Linked DNA regions of Homo sapiens: region 1 is linked to region 2. A link is an interaction called in ENCODE POLR2A ChIA-PET data of the cell type or tissue named here. Cell type or tissue: Caco-2. All regions are shown on one strand. Region 1 overlaps HK1 (hexokinase 1). Region 2 overlaps SUPV3L1 (Suv3 like RNA helicase).

Evidence for each region. ChIA-PET counts read pairs that join two places held together with the same protein. Peaks named below come from ENCODE experiments on the same cell type or tissue, not always from the same donor. Only the 100,000 strongest peaks of a DNase experiment are listed, where the experiment ranks them.
Region 1: POLR2A ChIA-PET joins it to region 2 with 6 read pairs; 6 of 35 experiments call an interaction of 5 or more read pairs at or near these places.

Annotation. Positions count from the first base shown.
Region 1 is chr10:69,384,464-69,388,463 of GRCh38, reverse strand. It overlaps HK1 (hexokinase 1), which reads right to left. Exons shown (of 18, transcript NM_000188.3): 11 at 3,983-4,000; 12 at 3,549-3,668; 13 at 2,046-2,141. Among named protein-coding and RNA genes, the nearest start is that of TACR2, 30 kb to the left of the region's middle. In Caco-2, no CTCF peak of the experiment used is centred here; DNase peaks (open chromatin) are centred at 2,194 and 2,931.
Region 2 is chr10:69,205,107-69,209,106 of GRCh38, reverse strand. SUPV3L1 (Suv3 like RNA helicase) reads right to left here. Exons shown (of 15, transcript NM_003171.5): 14 at 1,166-1,314; 15 at 14-507. The coding sequence ends at 72. Among named protein-coding and RNA genes, the nearest start is that of HKDC1, 13 kb to the left of the region's middle. In Caco-2, no CTCF peak of the experiment used is centred here; no DNase peak of the experiment used is centred here.

The DNA.
Region 1 (4,000 bases), 180 kb before region 2:
TATCCTTTCTTATTTAAGAGACAGAGTCTTGCTCTGTCACCCAGGCTGGAGTGTACTACCGCAACCACGGCTCACTGCAGACTCAACCTCCTAAGCTCAAGTAATCCGCCCACCTCAGCCTCCTCAGTAGGTGGGACCACAGGTTGTGCACCACTATGACGGCTAATTTTTTATTTTTTAATTTCTTATAGAGACGGGGTCTTACTACGTTACCCAGGCTGGTCTCCAACTCCTGGGCTCAAGCGTTCCTCCTGCCTTGGCCTCCCAAAGTTCCTCCTGCCTTGGCTACAGGTGTGAGTCACTGCACCCAACCCGCAGCTATATTTTCAATGAAATATTGTAAGTTGTGTAGCATACCCTTCCAGATGCAACTCAGCCCTTTTTGTTTTTTTTCTATTTAACTGCAAAAGACAGCAGACAAATCAGCCCTCTTTCAGACACTCATTTCAGCTTCCCTGACAGCCTAGTGCCCAGGTATCTGTCTGCTCTTTAGACTGTTATTTGAAGTGTTCTGTTTTGTTTTGTTTTGTTTTTTAAAGTTCTTACTTTGCTCAGTGTAATGGGATTTGAAAAAAAGTCAAAAAAAAAATTTAAAACAGTCTCTTACTGACTCCCTCATTAATTAATGAGTTAAATTAAATCTTGGGAATTTTTCATTTTATATTTTTTCAATGTCCTCCAGCCAAAGACCACGAGAAACACACCTGTAATCTAACAAAGTTGGGCTTTACTGACTCATTGCAACACTGGAGAACACACCCCGGGGGCATCTTGGAAAGTGGCTTGGTGTGGTGGCCCATGCTTGGAATCCTAACACTTTGGGAGGGTGAGGCAGGAGGATCACTGGAGCCCAGGAGTTCAAGACCAGCATGGGTAACATAGCAAGACCCCACCTCTATTTAAAAACCCCAACACTTTGGAGGCCAAGGCGAGCAGATTGCTTGAGCCCAGGAGTTGGAGACCAGCCTGAGCAGCATGGCAAAACACCATCTTTACCAAAAACACAAAAATTAGCCAGATGTAGATGCCCACCTGTAATCCCAGCTACTAGGGAGGCTGAAGCGGGAGGATCGCTTGAGCCTGGGAGGCAGAGGTTGCAGTGAGCCAAGATTGCTCCACTGCACTCCAGCCTGGGTGACAGAGTAAGACCCTGTCTCAAAAAAGGAAACTTTAAAATTCTAAAAATTTTTTTTAAAAAAGTTTAATTTGGATCTGTGTCTGTGTTGTGGTTTGGGGGAAGGTTTAAAGAAGTGGGGCTTTGCTCTGGATTGGATATTGTCAGGAACCAGGGGCAATTCTATGGTTACAGACTGGTCTTATTCTTGTCTAAATCCATCATGGTCCCGGACGGAGTGGCTGTGTCTGATGTTTCTGCTCTGCAATTGTTTGTGGACTCTGTGAAATTGTTTGTGTTCCACAGGAGAACACCAAGGCCTAACTGAGAGTGCCAGGCTGTGCCCACCTGTCAGGGGCTGCTTCTCTCTTTTTCAATTTGTATGAGAGTCATGATTTGCCTTTCTAAAAAAAAAATAATAATAATCTTTTAACAACACAAACCTATGAGCCCTTATTTTATTGCGGGCAGTGGAGTCAGGAAATAGGGAGCTTTTCTTGGCCAGGTCACATACTTCTGTATTGTTAGAATTCTTTTTTATGTATTATTTATTTATTTATTTATTTATTTAGAGATGGAGTCTTGCTCTGTCGCCCAGGCTGTAGTGCAGTGGCGTGATCTCAGCTCACTGCAACCTCCTCCTGGGTTGAAGCGATTCTTCTGCCTCAGTCTCCCGAGTAGCTGGGACTACAGGTGCGCACCACCACGCCTGGCTAATTTGTGTAACTTTAGTAGAGACAGGGTTTCACCATATTGCCCGGGCTGGTCTAGAACTCCTGACCTCATGATCCACCCGCCTCGGCCTCCCAAAGTGCTGGGATTACAGGCGTGAGCCACCACGCCTGGCCTGAATTCTTTACAACAGGCAAATACACTTTTTAGAAGCCCCTAAAACAGTAAAGATTTTAAAAAACATTCTTTTAATAGTTACCTCTCTCCTTTTTATCGCATCCCTTAGTAAGGTGACTACATCGTGGCCCACGCAGTCTGTTGCCTTAAAACCCTTTGTCCACGTGATCAAGATTCCCTACAACATAAAAAGCACCAGGAGAGTCCTGTGTAATTAACCTGGAAGGGGAGAACACAAAATTCCAACCCTCCCTCCTGAGTCAACAACTGCTGAGGGCTTACAACATCGGAGACGGAGTTCAAACATCTGAGGACAAACCAATAAAATATGAATAGACCCTCCTCACCATCCTCATAGGGGTTTGAAATAATCCCACTTCACAGATGGAGCATGAGGCACATTAGGTAAATAGCAATGTCTAAGTTCACTCAGCAGACGGCAAAGACGGCACTCAATACTGGACAAGAGCCCAGATCACCCGATTCCAAGCCTGGTGCTGCCACTGGCATAACCAGCTGTACAGAAGAGTCTACTGACACTATAACTGAAGGATCCTAAGAGTTTAGTAATACTGTGTCTACCTAAAGTACATTTTAGCTTTCACTGGATTGAAGTTAAAACACTTCCTGGGGAAGAAAGTACACTGGGTGTGTGTTGACTATGATGAATCCAAGGTGAAGGTATAAGTGAAATGCTTTAAAAACAAACAAACAGATCTAACTCCTGAGCTCTAAAAGGGTTTCAGAAGAAAAAAGTCCCAAGTCAGCGATGTAACTGGATTAACTGGTTTACAGAGGTAGGTGACCCTACCTAACTCTCCTAGGGCTGCTCATTAAGCCTTAAACCCTGGCCTAAGACCCACCTCCAGAACTCCTGCCTGGTCACGTCTCCACCTGTGACACCCAGAGCTACCTACAGCTCTTCCAGCGTGACAGGCTGGGTCTTGCCTCCGTGACTCTGCACCATTGGTTCCTTCTGCCCAGAATCCACTCCCCAGCCCTGACAGCATGGAGCTGGAGCTGCTGGTGTTAGGGACTCGGCTCCCCCACTAGACTGTGGCCTTCCAAAGGACAGGAGCTGTAACCTTCAGCTCTGAGCCCAGCCAATCAGTAGTCAGCAGGTGCTCAAGCTCTGATCCTGGACCCTGATTCATCTCATATATTGAACAAACATTTATTATCTCCTCTGATTGGACACTGTGCTAGGGCGTGCAGGGATACAGGTCCTTGCTCACGGAGTCTACCACTAGCAGAAACAAAAGACACTAAGAACTAACTGTGTAAGAAGTGTTATAAGCAAGGCAACAATCAAATGAACAGGGGGCACAGAAGAGGATGAGGTTCTTTTTTTGCTTGGAGGACCAGAAGGTTTCCCAGAAAAGGTGACGCTTTCAAAGAGAAAAGAAGAGAGAAGAGTCTCAGTATGCCCTGCAGGCTGTGAAATAAAGCCTGGCTCAACCCACTGTGACTGTGACTGTCATCTAGGAATGACACTGAGGCTGGAGAAGGCCTCAAGGGCCAGCCCACCCAGGCCACAGGGGACTCAGTGCTGCCCGATCACTGAGCCCTAAGAACAGAGACTCACCGCGTCCAGACTCGTCTGCTGGCAGGGAAATGAGAACGTGAAGCCCAGAGGCATCCTGGGGCCTTTGATCCCCATGTAGTCCAAGAAGTCAGAGATGCAGGAGACAATGTGATCAAACAGCTGCAGGGGAAAAGAAAGGATCGCCCGTGCTCTCTGTGGTTTTAATTTTATCAGTGCACATGGACCAAAGTGTGTATACACACACACACGTAGGAAAACACACCCCACACACATGCAGAGTGAGCCTCCTTTTCCAGAATCTTCTCAGCCACCAGAGTGTCACAAGCCAGGCATGGCAAAAAGCATCTGGTGCTTCTGGGCCACAAGGACACAAATCCATGTGGGCACCCCGTGGCGGATTTTGGTCATCACGTGACTGCCGGTGCCACTGGCCGTGTGTGCAGTGCACATGCACTATGGTTTTGTAATCTCACCTCTTCCCCAGTGCCCTG
Region 2 (4,000 bases):
TGAGGAAAAAGGATTCAAAATAAATTTTTATTTGCAAAATTAAATAAAAAAAAAAAAACAGGAACAGAAAACTAGTCCGAATCAGGTTCCTTCTTCTTTCTTCTCGTCCCTTTTGGATGAGTCCCAGACTCTGTTTTTTCTTTGTTGTGTTCAGTTTGTTGTGTCATCCACTCTTTTTCTAGCTGTTTCAGCATGTCTGGAGTGAGGAGTCCTTGCTGCACCAATCTGGAAGCAAGGGACAGCTCTCCTGCATCGGGGCTGGGTGGCTCAGTAGCTTTACTCCCTAGAGCTTTGGTGCCGCGTGTCCTTCTAGCTTGGCTCTTTAAGGTTCCTGACAATCGTGACTGGCTCCCTGATGGAAAGCCCTCCAAATTCAACAGCTTATGCGTCTCAGACATTTTAATCAATTTAGTGATATTGTGCACACCATCTTGGATAATACCATCTAGTTCTTTCTGGAGATCTCGAATAAGGCTGGCATCTGGAAACATATCCATAAATCGGTAGCTGGGAAAAAGACACATTAGCATTATAGCAACAGCTCTTATCGCAGTCACTGGACAACTCTCAATGGCACACCTACATCATGACATTGATAAATTCTAAATGTTCTTTTTGCAAACTCTCTTCAGTGCCTTTGCTCAACCTTGATTTCTGCCCCCACATATCGGAGGAATATGTCATCCTGAGGGTGGGTCAGCACTATACCTCAATAGACTCTGATATACTCCTGGAGAGGGACATGCCCCTCCTTTGAGAATCACTGGCCTAGAACAGGACTTCTCAAATGATAATGTACAAGTGAATCACCCAGGGATCTTGTTAAAATGCAGAATCTGATCAAGTCAGGCATGGGCCTGATACTCCTTAGTTCTAACAAGCTCCCAGGTGATACCAATGCTTTTGGTCCAAGGACCATCCTTTGACCAGCAGGAGTCCAGTGGACCTTCCTTCTCACCTAGCCATCTTAACTAGAATTGCAAGAACTCAAGTCATTTTTGGAATGGGAAACCATTCCATCAGTTGAATTGCCTTTATGGACAATAGACATAATATAGAGCATCTTGCAAATATGTCCATAATTTGAAATAGAAAAACAAATTCATAAAACCTTTAATTTGTCCTACTAGAAAAATGAGAGCACATAAAGGAAAAATGTTGGTACCTTAGCCACAAGTAAAGATCCAAGACATCGTGGACAGCTTCAAGATCCATGAGGTCTTTAATATTCTTAGGTGGAAGTAAAGGCCATTTGATGTATCGGCGTAACCATGCAAAGGTCAGGGGCTCATTCCTGCTATACTGCCTGGCAAACTGAGAGAGAAAGAGGAAAAGGGTTTCAGAGAAGTGTCAGAATTCCCTTAAGTCTATAATTAGAAAGAGAAAAAAAAGAAAGCAAAACAAAACATTGTGGTTGTATTTCAATAGACAGGTGGTTTCTTTTCTCCTTTATACTCTTCTACATTTTAAAGAACATTTAATACTTTATAAGGCCAGGTACAGTGGCTCACGTCTATAATCCCAGCACTCTGGGAGTCTGAAGCGGGTAGATCACTTGAGCCCAGGAGTTCGAGACCAGCTGGGGCAACATGGAGAAACCCCATCCATACAAAAAACACAAAGAATTAGCTGGGCATGGTGGTGTGTGCCTGTGATTCCATCTACTCCTCAGGAAGCTGAGGTGGAGGATTACTGAGCCCAGGGAGGTCAAGGCTGCAGTGCGCCATGATCGTGCCACTGCACTCCAGCAGTGAGACCATTTGGAGAAAGAAAAAACAAAAAAAGATGATTTCCTTCTTTTTCTAAAACCAGGGTAATAATATGTGCAGCAGAAGTTCAAGGGCTACTCTGGGCACACTACCTATAGGGTATCCCTGCTCCACAAGGAGCAGTTAAAAAAAAAAAGAAGCTGTAGAAGGACTAACTTTCCAGGGCCTAAGTCTGTTAACTCTTATTTAGGAATATGTGATGTTCTAAAGCTATGGACAGACAGTACCTGAAGACTCCTATTTCTATCTCATATGTAATAGTCCTATAACCTCAAATACGAGCTTAAGTTTCTCTATCTTGTTAATGTCCTCCCTTATTTTTTATTTTTTTGAGACGGAGTCTCGCTCTGTTACCCAGGCTGGAGTGCAATGGCACGATCTTGGCTCACTGCAACCTCCGCCTCCTGGGTTCAAGTGATTCTCCTGCCTCAACCTCCTGAGTAGCTGGGATTACAGGCGCCCGCCACAACACCCAGCTAATTTTTGTATTTTTAGTGCAGACGGGGTTTCATCATGTTGGTCAGGCTGGTCTCAAACTCCCGACCTTGTGATCCACCCGCCTCGGCCTCCCAAAGTGCTGGGATTACAGGCGTGAGCCACCGCACCTGGCTGTCCTCCCTTATTATATAGAAACCCTCTGAGGTGGCCTGGTGCAAGGCTGGTCAGAAGTCAATCTTGGATCTGCCTCCTGCGAGCTGTGTGGCTTTGGCCAAGTCAACACTCTTTGCTTCAGCTTCCTCACTGGTAACGTGAGACATCACAGCCCTGTCTTGAACCACAAGACACTGCTGGGGAATGTGCTTTCAAAACCATGTTGCATCCCAGAATTAGGCAATATTATACATCACCTGTACTACAGAAGATAGACATACAACCACACAGTAAGACCCCTCAAGCAAGAGTTTAAATAAAATCTTCAGCTTCAAGATTCAAGCTGATTTCAAATGATTCATTTCCTGATTAGGGGAAATTATCTCTAAATGCTTAACCTAAGCAAGGTTAATACTTCAGAGAGGAAGAGCAGTTTTAGATCAATTGTAGTTAAATAATGCCACAATTTTGTTAAATTCAGTCTGGTCCACTCTGCTAAGTTTAATAAATGCCAAGTAGGATAGCCATAAAGGGTAGAAATGTGACCACACTACCTGCTAGGCAGGACAGGCCAAGCATGAGTTCTCAAGTTATCTTATAAAGGCAGTGGCTCTATTTTTTTTGGCCACAAACAACTAGTGGAAGCCCAATACATAAAAGAGCTAAGTAAGGAGCTATGCAGAGAGAGCAGGGAGAGATGCCCGCCCATCCATCCATCCATCCATCCATCCATCCAGCAGCTGGCCCTAAAGGAGCTCCATGGAGCACAGCTTCCAAATCACAGTCCTAAGGGGCATCCTAAGTCATTAATGTGATTGAGCTCTTTCATAGTTCAGTAATGACAAAGATCAGGAAAAAAGGAAAAGCCTCTAGATTTCATATTCTAATTTTTAAACAGAAAACACACGGAGCGGCCGGGTGTGGTGGCTCATGCCTGTAATCCCTGCACTTTGGGAGGCCAAGGCGGGTGGATCACTTGAGGTCAGGAGTTTGAGACCAGCCTGGCCAACATGGTGAAACCCCATCTCTACTAAAAATACAAAAAATTAGCCAGGCATGGTGGCGGGCACCTGTAATCCCAGCTACTCGGGAGGCTGAGACAGGAGAATCGCCTGAACCTGGGAGGCGGAGGTTGCAGTGAGCCAAGCTCATACCACTGCACTCCAGCTTGGGCAACAGAGTGAGACTTCATCTCAAAAAGAAAACACACCACGCATCATGGCGCACACCTGTAGTCCTAGCTACTCAGGAGGCTGAGGTGGAAGGATCGCCTGAGCCCAGGAGTTTGGGGTTACAGTGAGCTATGATTGTGCCACTGCACTGCAGCCTGGGCAACATAGTGAGACCTTATCTTAAGAAAACAAGCAACTGTTGACCTGCATGTTCCAGAGACTCCCTACACCTTAGTAAAGAGCTTCTATTCACTAGAATAGCTGTTTAAAGGATGGTGTGAATGGTGCCAAGGCCATGGGACTGAGTTCCACTCAGGTCAGTTTACAGCAGTTCAAGACTGTTCCATAAACTTCAACCTTATGCTAGCTAAGTTTTTCACAAATGCCAGCTCTAAGAAACATATTTTCTAGGTAAACATCTGGACATGGAAGATCTCTAACACATATTATTAAGAGAAAAAGAAAAGG